Linked DNA regions of Homo sapiens: region 2 is linked to region 1. A link is an interaction called in ENCODE POLR2A ChIA-PET data of the cell type or tissue named here. Cell type or tissue: GM12878. All regions are shown on one strand.

Region 1 (5,000 bases):
AAATTAACTAAAATGTGGCAATATTTGCACAGTACCTAGCATATTTTCTAGAAAACATCTGGTGACCCTCTATACTTGTTAGTCTTTTCTTTTTTCCCTTTCTACAGCCCTTTTTGTTTCTATAAGGAAATAAGGTCAAATGTTAGCAAAGCATTGTACGATTTTGATTCACAGCTTTGTTTCTTAATGGAACTCTTGGGTGATTTGGGTAATTTTCCTTGTCAAAAAAGCCAATACTCACTGACTACCTCATGATGCTCATTAAAATAAAATAAAAATCCAATTCCGTTCAATTCCACATACTTCATCTGTTCTAAACATTGAAATAAATAGAACAAAGGGGTCAGGCAGGTGGCTCACGCCTGTAATCCCAGCACTTTGGGAGGCTGAGGCAGGTGGACCACCCAAGGTTAGGAGTTTGAGACCAGCCTGGCCAACATGGTGAAACCCTGTCTCTACTAAACATATAAAAATTAGCCAGGCGTGGTGGCAGGCACCTGTAATCCCAGCTGCTCGGAAGGCTGAGGCAGGAGAATCGCTTGAGCCTGGGAGGCAGAAGGTGGAGTGAACCAAGATCGTGCCACTGCACTCCAGCCAGGGCAACAGAGCGAGACACTCTATCTCAATCAATCAATCAATCAATCAATAGAACAAAGGAATATTTTAACTTATAAAAGGCAATAGTTTCATAAAATGTAAAAATACATGAGAAATCACACCAAACTGACCATATACAAAAATTCAACTTCTTTCCAGATTTAAGAAATAATTTTACAACACTGCTTCCAAAGGGTCCTTTTGTAAAACTACTTGCGGTACTTTTTTTTTTTTTTTTTTTTTTAATAGAGACAGGGTCTTGCTGTTGCCCAGGCTGGTCTCCAACTGCTGGGCTCAAGCGATCCTCTTGCCTAGGCCTCCCAAAGTGCTGGGATTACAGGTGTCAGCCACTGCACCCAGCCTAGTACCTCTTTTCTTGATCCAAGTTCTACTGTAAAACATTTTTGGCTTGAAAGAATAATTCTCAAGTTTTCTATGCTAAAAATGACTGACAATTTTTTCACATGACCACAGAACAAACCTTGGGCATCTGTATACCACTTAGTTTACTAAAGTTACAACATGGTGTTGTAACTGAAATAAATGATTTAATAACTTATTCAAAACTCTTTGGGAAGAGTTCCTCCAGGATTCCTACATGAGTTTGAGGCGCTTGTCCAAGGATGGGGAGAAAAATGTTGTCTGTTGAAACTAGGAGTCCCAACAGGAGCTGGCCCTTGCAGGAAAACCCTTGTTCCTGGTATGCCGGAAAAACTTGCCAGAGGAGCAGAAGAGGAAGATGGGGAGCTGCCTGATGGGTCAATGGATGGTAACCCTGAAATAAAACAGGTCCAAGACATCCAATTAGCTAAAACTTTAAAATTGAAAGCCCAAGAAGACTTCCACCAAAGTGAGATAAGCTGTAAAAATAACCAAACAAATAAATAAAAGATAGCATGTGGCTCATTTTCATAGACCACAGCAAAAACAATCCATCTATGTGATACTGTATGGCCAAATCCATTTTTTCCTTACAGTCCAGAAGAATATCGCCAAACAGCACTAGATACAGGAAAATGGGCTCAATGTTTAAGAGTGTCAGTCACCTGGAGTAATGTTCTAGATGAATCTCAAAGCTTTTAACTGGAGGGGATATGAAATGGGAGTATGCTGTAACTAAGTAGCACCCAACAATAACTCCTGCATTCCCTTTTGTAGTCAAAGTACAGCTTTTCATCTGTATAACTATAGTCATTTTCTATAGAAGATAAGTAACAAAATCTACCAATGTTTCCTTCCTCACAAAGAGGAAAAGCCTACTACTGAGGATAATTTCAGTATTCTATCTGATAGAAAATATCAACAGTTGCAAACTATTATCAAAGTTTCTATCTAGTTTGTATAAATCTGAACTTAGCCATCTTCTCAAATTCCATTGCTTTCTCTGGAAAATGTATTAGGAAAAGAGGATGAAGGTCTGGAAAAGGATTATGGTTTATTATTTCAGGAAAAAGTAGTTAATATCAACATCGACTGTCAAAATTTCTTTTAAGCAGGTCTTATTTTCAGACTTTGATTTCCCCATCATTTAAAAAAAATGACTTCGAGATGTAATTCACATACCATATAATTCACCCATTTAAAGTATATAATTCATTGGATTTTAGTATACTCACAGGATTGTGCAACCATCACCACAATCAATGTTAGAACATTTTTGTCTCCCTTAAAAGAAACTCCATACTCATTACCTGTCATTCACTGGGTCCTCACCCTCATATTTCCATTTCTTTTTTTTTTTTTTTGAGACGGAGTCTTGCTCTGTCACCCAGGCTGGAGTGCAGTGGCACGATCTCAGCTCACTGCAAGCTCCGCCTCCCGGGTTCATGCCATTCTTCTGCCTCAGCCTCCCAAGTAGCTGGGACTACAGGCATCTGCCATCACGCCCGGCTAATTTTTTGTATTTTTAGTAGAAACGGGGTTTCCCCATGTTGGCCAGGATGGTCTCGATCTCCTGACCTCATGATCCACCCGCCTCGGCCTCCCAAAGTGCTGGGGTTACAGGTGTGAGCCACGGCACCCAGCCTCATATTTCCATTTCTAAGCAATCACTAATCTTTCTGTCTCTATAGATTTGCCTACTCTGGACATGTGGGTAACTTAATGCATTTCCTACTTATTTCAGACTTTCATTATTGTGGTAGGCAACAGTAGGCAATTTATTACTGTGCTTTCCTGACAAAAAAAATTAAATTTTCTAGTGCTAACCAAAGTAGATGTTAGCAAAACCTAGAGGTAGTGAGAATACTGAATGTGGCTTTAAAAAGTCTGTAAGTAGGAAATGAATCATTTCTTTCTTTTTTTATTGAAATGAATCATTTCTATAATAACTTCTTGTTTTTTTTTTTTTTTTTTTTTTTTGAGACAGGGTCTTGCTCTCTCACTCAGGCTAGAGTGCAGCAGTGGTGTGATCATGGCTCACTGCAGCCTCGACCTCTGGGCTCAAGCAATCCTCCTGCCTAGCCCCGCTGAGTAGCTGGGACTACAAGCGTGTACCACCACACTGAGCTAATTTATTTTTATTTATTTATTTTTCTTGAGAGGGTGTCTCGCTCTGTTGCCGAGGCTGGAGTCCAGTGGCGCGATCTCGGCTCACTGCAAGCTCCGCCTCCCGGGTTCACGCCATTCTCCTGCCTCAGCCTCCCAAGTAGCTGCGACCACAGGTGCCTGCGACCACGCCTGGCTAATTTTTTTATATTTTTAGTAGAGATGGGGTTTCACCGTGTTAACCAGGATGGTCTCGATCTCCTGACCTCGTGATCTGCCCGCCTCGGCCTCCCAAAGTGCTGGGATTACAGGCGTGAGCCACCGTGCCCGGTCCCACACTGAGCTAACTTTGAAATTTATTTTTTATCAAGACAGGGTCCCACTATGCTGCCTAGGGTGGTCTCGAACTCCTGGGTTCAAGTGATCCTCCTGACTTGGCCTTCCAAAGTACTCAAATTACAGGTGTGAGCCACCACACCTGGCCACTGTCAATATTTTTACAGTGAAATCTGTCAGTCTTTTGTAAAGATCATGATAGCTTTTTTTTTTTTTGGAGACAGAGTCTTGCTCTATTACCCAGGCTGAGTATAGTGGCACAATCTCAGCTCACTGAAACCTCTGCCTCCCAGGTTCAAGCGATTCACCTGCCTCAGCCTACTGAGTAGCTGGGATTACAGGCACCCACCACCATGCCTGGCTAAATTCGGTATGTTTGGTAGAGACGGGGGTTTCCCCATGTTGGCCAGGCTGGTCTTGAACTCCTGACTTCAAGTGATCCACCCAACTCAGCCTCCCAGCACAGGCGTGAGCCACCATGCCCAGCTAATCATGATAGCTTTTAAAGATCATGATGTGCATTTTGGGGACCTAAATGTAGATGCCACATAAATGTACTTTTTAATAGCTTTACTGAGATTTAATTCACAAACCATACAATTTACTCATTTAAAGTTATACTATTCAGTAGCTTTTTGTATATTCACAGAATTGTGCATTCATGACCACATCAATTTTAGAACATTTCTGTTATCCTAAAAAGAAACTCTGAAGCTGGGCATGGTGGCTCACACCCGCAATCCTATCTCTTTGGGATGCCAAGGTAGAATAATTGCTTGAAGCCCAGGAGGTTGAGGCTGCAGTGAGCCATGATCACGCCACTACACTCCAGCCTGGGCAACAGAGTGAGGCCCTGTCTCAAGAAAAAAAAGAAAAAGAAATTCTGCACCCCTAAGCTATCACCCACCCTCCAATCACCCCTTCATCCTAGGTAACCACTAATCTACTTTCTGTCTCTATGGATTTGCTAATCTGGATGTTTCACATAAATGGAATCATAAAATAAATATCTGGTCTTTTGTGACTGGCTTCTTTCATTTAGTAAAATGTTTTCAAAGTTCATCCATGTTATAGCATGAATCAGTACTTCTTTTTTTTTTTTTTTTTTAAGACAGAGTCTCGCTCTGTCACCAGGCTGGAGTGCAGTGGCGCGATCTCAGCTCACTGCAACCTCCACCTCCTGTGTTCAAGTGATTCCCCTGCCTCGGCCTCCTGAGTAGCTGGGACTACAGGAGTGCACCACCACACCCAGCTAATGTTTTGTATTTTAGTAGAGACAGGGTTTTACCATGTTGGCCAGGCTGGTCTCGAACTTCTGATCTCATGATCCAACCACCTCGGCCTCCCAAAGTGCTGGGATTATAGGCGTGAGCCACCGCGCCTGGCCCTTTATTTCTTTTTATACCAAATACAAAATATTACATTCTATAGATATACCACATTTTGTTTATCTGCTTGTCAGTTAATGAACGTTCGGTTGTTTCTACATTTTGGCTATTATGAATAATGTTGCTATGAACATTGGTGTGCCAGTTTTTCTATAGACATATATCTTCCCTAGGAGTAGAATAATGGGATCA
Region 2 (5,000 bases), 310 kb after region 1:
ATACAGATGGACACTGGCTCAAGGAAGCCAATTATCACCCAAGTGTGTCCTTAGCTGGTATGGGGAAAAACCGGTCCTGTGCCAAGGCATTTCAGAAATATACTTTCCTAGGAAGTTACACATATGTAATTCCAATAATTCTAAATGTTGTATAAGAATTGGATGAAACAAAAGCAGATTACAAAAACTGGAAGACATGGGGGATAATACCATGCTTGCACAAAGCTGCCATGAGGGGAAGACAAGTGGCTTCAACAGTCTTAGTCATCAGCAGGCTCATGGTTTCAAGTCCTAAGAGCCAGGTCTGGGGACAAGGCCAAAAGCCCAGCTCAACTAGGGTCAGGAAAGAGAAGGGTCAAAGTCATTAAGAGCCCACGCCACTAGAGCAAGCTGGCGGTAGTAAGGCGCACTGCCTAGTCCAGTGCCCACCAATAAGTGACAAGGGTGCCTCCACAATCATAAGGAAGTGGCCAGCTGAAATGTGGTCAATGAAAGGGGATATATCGGGGATATATCAAACTGGAATTATAAAATGTTGTGAAAGCCTATCAAATATCAAAATGAAGTCTGATATTATGAGTGTCCAGTGATAGTTATGCTGGAGTCTAAAATTAGATGGTGAGTAAAGCTGACTTTTGCTCAGCAGAGAACGGTGATTCATCAGAAACTGATCTTCAAAGACATCCTGCTCCTTGTGCTTTAAACCCTTACCCAAATGAATTGAAAGTAGGGACTTGAACAGATATTTGTACACCCATGTTTGCAGCAGCAGTATTTAGAAACATAGTCAAAAGGTGGAAGCAACCCAAGTGTCAATGGATAAACGAAATGTGGTATAAATATGCAATGAATATTATTCAGTCTAAAAAAGGAAGGAAATCCTGACACACGCTACAGCATGGATGAATCTTGAGGACATTGTGCTAAGTGAAATAAGCCAGTCCAGAAGGACAAATACTATATGATTCCACTTATATGAGGTACTCAGTGTAGTCAAATTCATAGACATGGAAAGTAGAATGGTGGTTGCTAGGGGCTGGAGGTAGGAGAAAATGGTGAGTTGTTGTTCAACAGGGACACAGTTTCAGTTTGGGAAGATGAAAAGAGTTTTGGAGATGAGTGGTGGTGACGGTTTCACAACAATGTGAATGTACTTAATGCCAATGAATTGTACATTAAAAATGGTTAAAATGGCAAATTTTATGAGAATTTTATCACATACATAAAAACCTGCATTATTTTTTTCTTTTCTCAAGAGACAGGGTCTTGCTGTGTCACCCAGTCTGGAGTGCAGTGGTGCAATCATAGCTCACGGTAACCTCGAACTCCTAGACTGAAGTGATCCTTCTGCTTCAGCCTCCTAAATAGCTAAGAAACTTGCATTCTTTAATCCTCTGTTTATACATGAGAATTCCAGGACACTTCAACACTTGGGGAAAAAGACACCAGAGCTGAGCTTCACAGCAGGCAAAACTCTGTACGTTGGTGGCTCAGGATGTTCTGTCCCAGCAGCAGCTTCAGTTCTCTTTGGTTTGGTAGCATGAATCAATCCTGCAGGCCCCTGGAGCCAGCCTGGACTCCAGCCAGCCAGAGACACCTCATGGTCACAAAACAGTAAGTCCACTCTGCCTGCCTGTGTGCCCACCTGCCCTCCTGCTTGAAGACTCTTCTAGACTGCTCCAACTATATCTCACATCCAGCAAATGTGCTGAAGGAGAAAGAAGCTGCTGTTGCTGACACTTAGCTCAGTCTCCTTCCCACCTCACATGCTCACTTTGCATTTTCCTGACACAGCCAACCCTGCAGAGGAGTCCAGAAACAAGAGACATCATCCCTGACTCAGGCAGCTCACAGACCACTTGAAAAGAAGACAAAGACCCATCTCAGGAAGCTCACAGCCACATGCCAAACTGGGCAAGACCAATTATAAACACAATTGGAACAAAATCATGACAGATCCTTTCAATGAGTTAAGGTGAGAGGAATGTTAATCTTATTACCGCCCTCTCCTCATTTCTCTCTTCTTGCACTGCTAGAAGAAAATTCAATAAACGATGGCTAGTGAGTGGCTCACCAAGAAATGGGCATCATCTTAGATGGGCCCTGGCTGCCACAGCCAGCCCTAATAGCCCTGGCTTCTGACTGATAGGGCCACCATGGCCTGACAGTCCCTTGCCCTCAGGATGGAACCGTGGTTAGGGTGATTAATGCATGAACTGTTATTTCATACCCTGCTGAGCAGCAAGAATGATGCTTGAAACCAGGGAAGCATAGAAATAAAGCAAGGAGAGAAAAGGTAAGAGTGAAACAGAGATAGGAAATGACTTAGAAACCAAAAACCCCCAATGTCAGTGGCCCTTGAATATAAGACAACTACTGCCATGATTTTAGAAGGCTAAACAGAAATCAGGGAAATGATTTCCTCCTGGTTTTCAGGCACTGGGTTACAGAAAAAAAAAAGAGAGAAGTTACTTTGAGTGGAGCTGGCTCTTTGGAACTTGCCCAAATGGGCAGAGATCACCAAGGAGGTAGCTGTTGGGTTTTTCCAATTAGTGTCCAGGCACAGGCAGGCACAGACTACTCTGTTATCGTCAATGTTAGCCTGATTCACATTGAGTGCTGGCCCAGGAGTCTCATTCAAATAGTACTTGCTGCATTTTCTAAGAAGGTAAACACTGCCATATCATTTTTAATGAACATAAAACGTGTTTTATCTTAGGTATACAGACCATAACTGGCTTCAAAAGGTACCAGATTCCTGTGTTACTGATTAACAGCTCCAGGAGATATATTTATGCAAAGCACCGCAGGTTGTTTTCTTTTTCTACTGCCAGGCTTAATTTTATGACAGTAAAAACAGTAGTGTTTTCTCCTGAACGCACCTCAGTTTAGAGGCTGGTACACAGTGAGTTCCAAGGTCAGGGATGGGACAGGATGACCATTCTCAATGAATGTGGTGAGAAGGTGATTCGGGGGCAACCCTCACTTGTAAGGACTGTCTCCCACCCCTCCCCTCTACTACCTGCAGCACACTGCCCACGATTTCAGAGAAACAAAGGCCATTCCTTGTAGATTTGCAAAGAACTGTGCAGGGTGCCTGGGCTATGCCAAATTATCCACCGCAATTCCTGCTGTTTCGTAACACTGTTTTGTAACACAAGCTGACATCCACCTAGAATCAAGGGCAAATGGTCCTGAAAATCCCCACTTTACCCACTGAGATGTGATTATTTGGCAAATGTGAGGCTAGAGACTTCACCAGCAGAGAAAAGGAGACAGAAGTGGTGGCCTGGCTTGTACGACTGTAACTAGGACTCTGGCCCTGGAAGACAGGGCCAGAGTTTAGGGAAACAACTCCCTTCCATGGTGAACTCTATCAGGCTTGGCCAGCTTGTCACTGAAGCCAGATTTAAAAAGTCTCCACAATCATGACCAGCCTCTTGCCATGAAAACTGTAAGGTGGAAAACTAAGTAAGGTTGGCCTTGTAGATGGAGCAGGTATGTAGGGACCCTCCAAAAATATGCTGGGAGGGCCAGAGGGCATCTGATTTCACCCCATCCGGTAGAGTTCAGCTGCCAAAGCGGTGATTTTATTTACAGCACTACCAATTTGGAGAACTAAGAGATAGAGCAGAAGGACTCTCAGCAAACTCCAAAAGCCCCGTATATAGCACACTTGACTTAGGGTACCACCCTCCTGGATAGTATGTTTGCAATGCTGCTGTCATCATCTGTCCATATCACAGCACAAGCAGACCAAATCCCTTGGGCCTGGCAGCCCACCAAGGAACATAGGGCAAAAGCAAAGAAAGGCAGTGCTACAGTTGGGACACCCTAGGGTCCAACCTCAGTGCCACTTTGAGGGTGTGACAGCCTCTTCCAGCTTTAGTTTCCTTACCTGTAAAATAGGGATGAGATTAGTACCTATTCCCTTATTGGGTTCTTCAAGAACTTGATGAGTTAATCCACATAGGCCAGTGCCTAGTATACAGCGGGTATTCTGTATACTCTAGCTGCTACTATTGCTCCCAAGACAGAGACCTGAAGGACAGAAGGCAGGGCTTCCCAATCGCTAAGACACCTGGAAGCAACATGGGCATTGCATAGAACTGGTACACCCTACAGACAGTTGCATTTTACACAATGAACTGGAGTCTTTTTGAAAAATGAACAAGAGACATGGAAATGGGAAAAAAAAGAGATGTCTGTTTATCTAAGGTACTGCCTTAGTCCAACTCCCTGTGGATGCTAGGCTCTAAAGTGATAATCCAGGAGGGCCAGGGGTACTGCCTCCTAATGATATTCACAACCACAGCCATCCTTATTACCACACCGACCATATCGGCTAGCTGGAGCGGGCTATCACCAAGAACCTTTCTACCAACTCTCACAGTCACCACTTTTCTCCCATGATTGAACAGGGAAATGGAAATGGTCCTATTTAGCAATTCCTTTTGACCTCCAAGATAAACTCTGGGGACCCTCAGCTCCTAATTTTATCTGGATGAAAATGTTGAGGACTGCAATGCCACTTATCACTGTATGCTCACAGCCTACCACAGGGCACTCAGTAGGCCTGGCACACTAAATGAATGAGTGGATGGACAAATAACCTGTCTTGTACTCCTTACCTCAGTTGGAAAAGCCTGTCTTATTAAGAAACTGCAGATATGGGCTTAGCTGGTGACACTCTGAAGCAACTGCAAAGCACTGATAAGGAAAAATATGAGACCCAACTGCTCTCAAGTTCTTAAGAAAGGGAGTCACTCCACTTCTGTCAGGTCAACCCCTTCAGAAGAGATCTTGGCGTACTCTGAATTTTCTAGAAAGGGGCTGAGGGTAGTCCTTGATATCAGGGCCATCACTTTATTCCAAAGGGAATAATCTGCCTGGAGAAGATCTTGGAAGAGAATCAAGCAAGCAGAGGGAGCTTAGGGTCCTGAGTCCAGCTAGGCCAGGGAGAGTGGGCCTAGTAGCCACAGGATACACCTTTTTCACAG

What was found. ChIA-PET counts read pairs that join two places held together with the same protein. Peaks named below come from ENCODE experiments on the same cell type or tissue, not always from the same donor. Only the 100,000 strongest peaks of a DNase experiment are listed, where the experiment ranks them.
Region 2: POLR2A ChIA-PET joins it to region 1 with 7 read pairs; 2 of 35 experiments call an interaction of 5 or more read pairs at or near these places.

Annotation. Positions count from the first base shown.
Region 1 is chr5:140,531,734-140,536,733 of GRCh38, reverse strand. ANKHD1-EIF4EBP3 (ANKHD1-EIF4EBP3 readthrough) reads right to left here. Exons shown (of 36, transcript NM_020690.6): 30 at 1,196-1,372. ANKHD1 (ankyrin repeat and KH domain containing 1) reads right to left here. Exons shown (of 34, transcript NM_017747.3): 30 at 1,196-1,372. Among named protein-coding and RNA genes, the nearest start is that of EIF4EBP3, 13 kb to the left of the region's middle. RefSeq lists an enhancer at 3,115-3,174. In GM12878, no CTCF peak of the experiment used is centred here; a DNase peak (open chromatin) is centred at 2,723; H3K4me3 peaks cover 1,472 bases; H3K27ac peaks cover 1,988 bases.
Region 2 is chr5:140,217,427-140,222,426 of GRCh38, reverse strand. The region is part of intron 2 of CYSTM1 (cysteine rich transmembrane module containing 1); the gene reads right to left. Among named protein-coding and RNA genes, the nearest start is that of CYSTM1, 45 kb to the right of the region's middle. In GM12878, no CTCF peak of the experiment used is centred here; DNase peaks (open chromatin) are centred at 658 and 2,286; H3K27ac peaks cover 778 bases.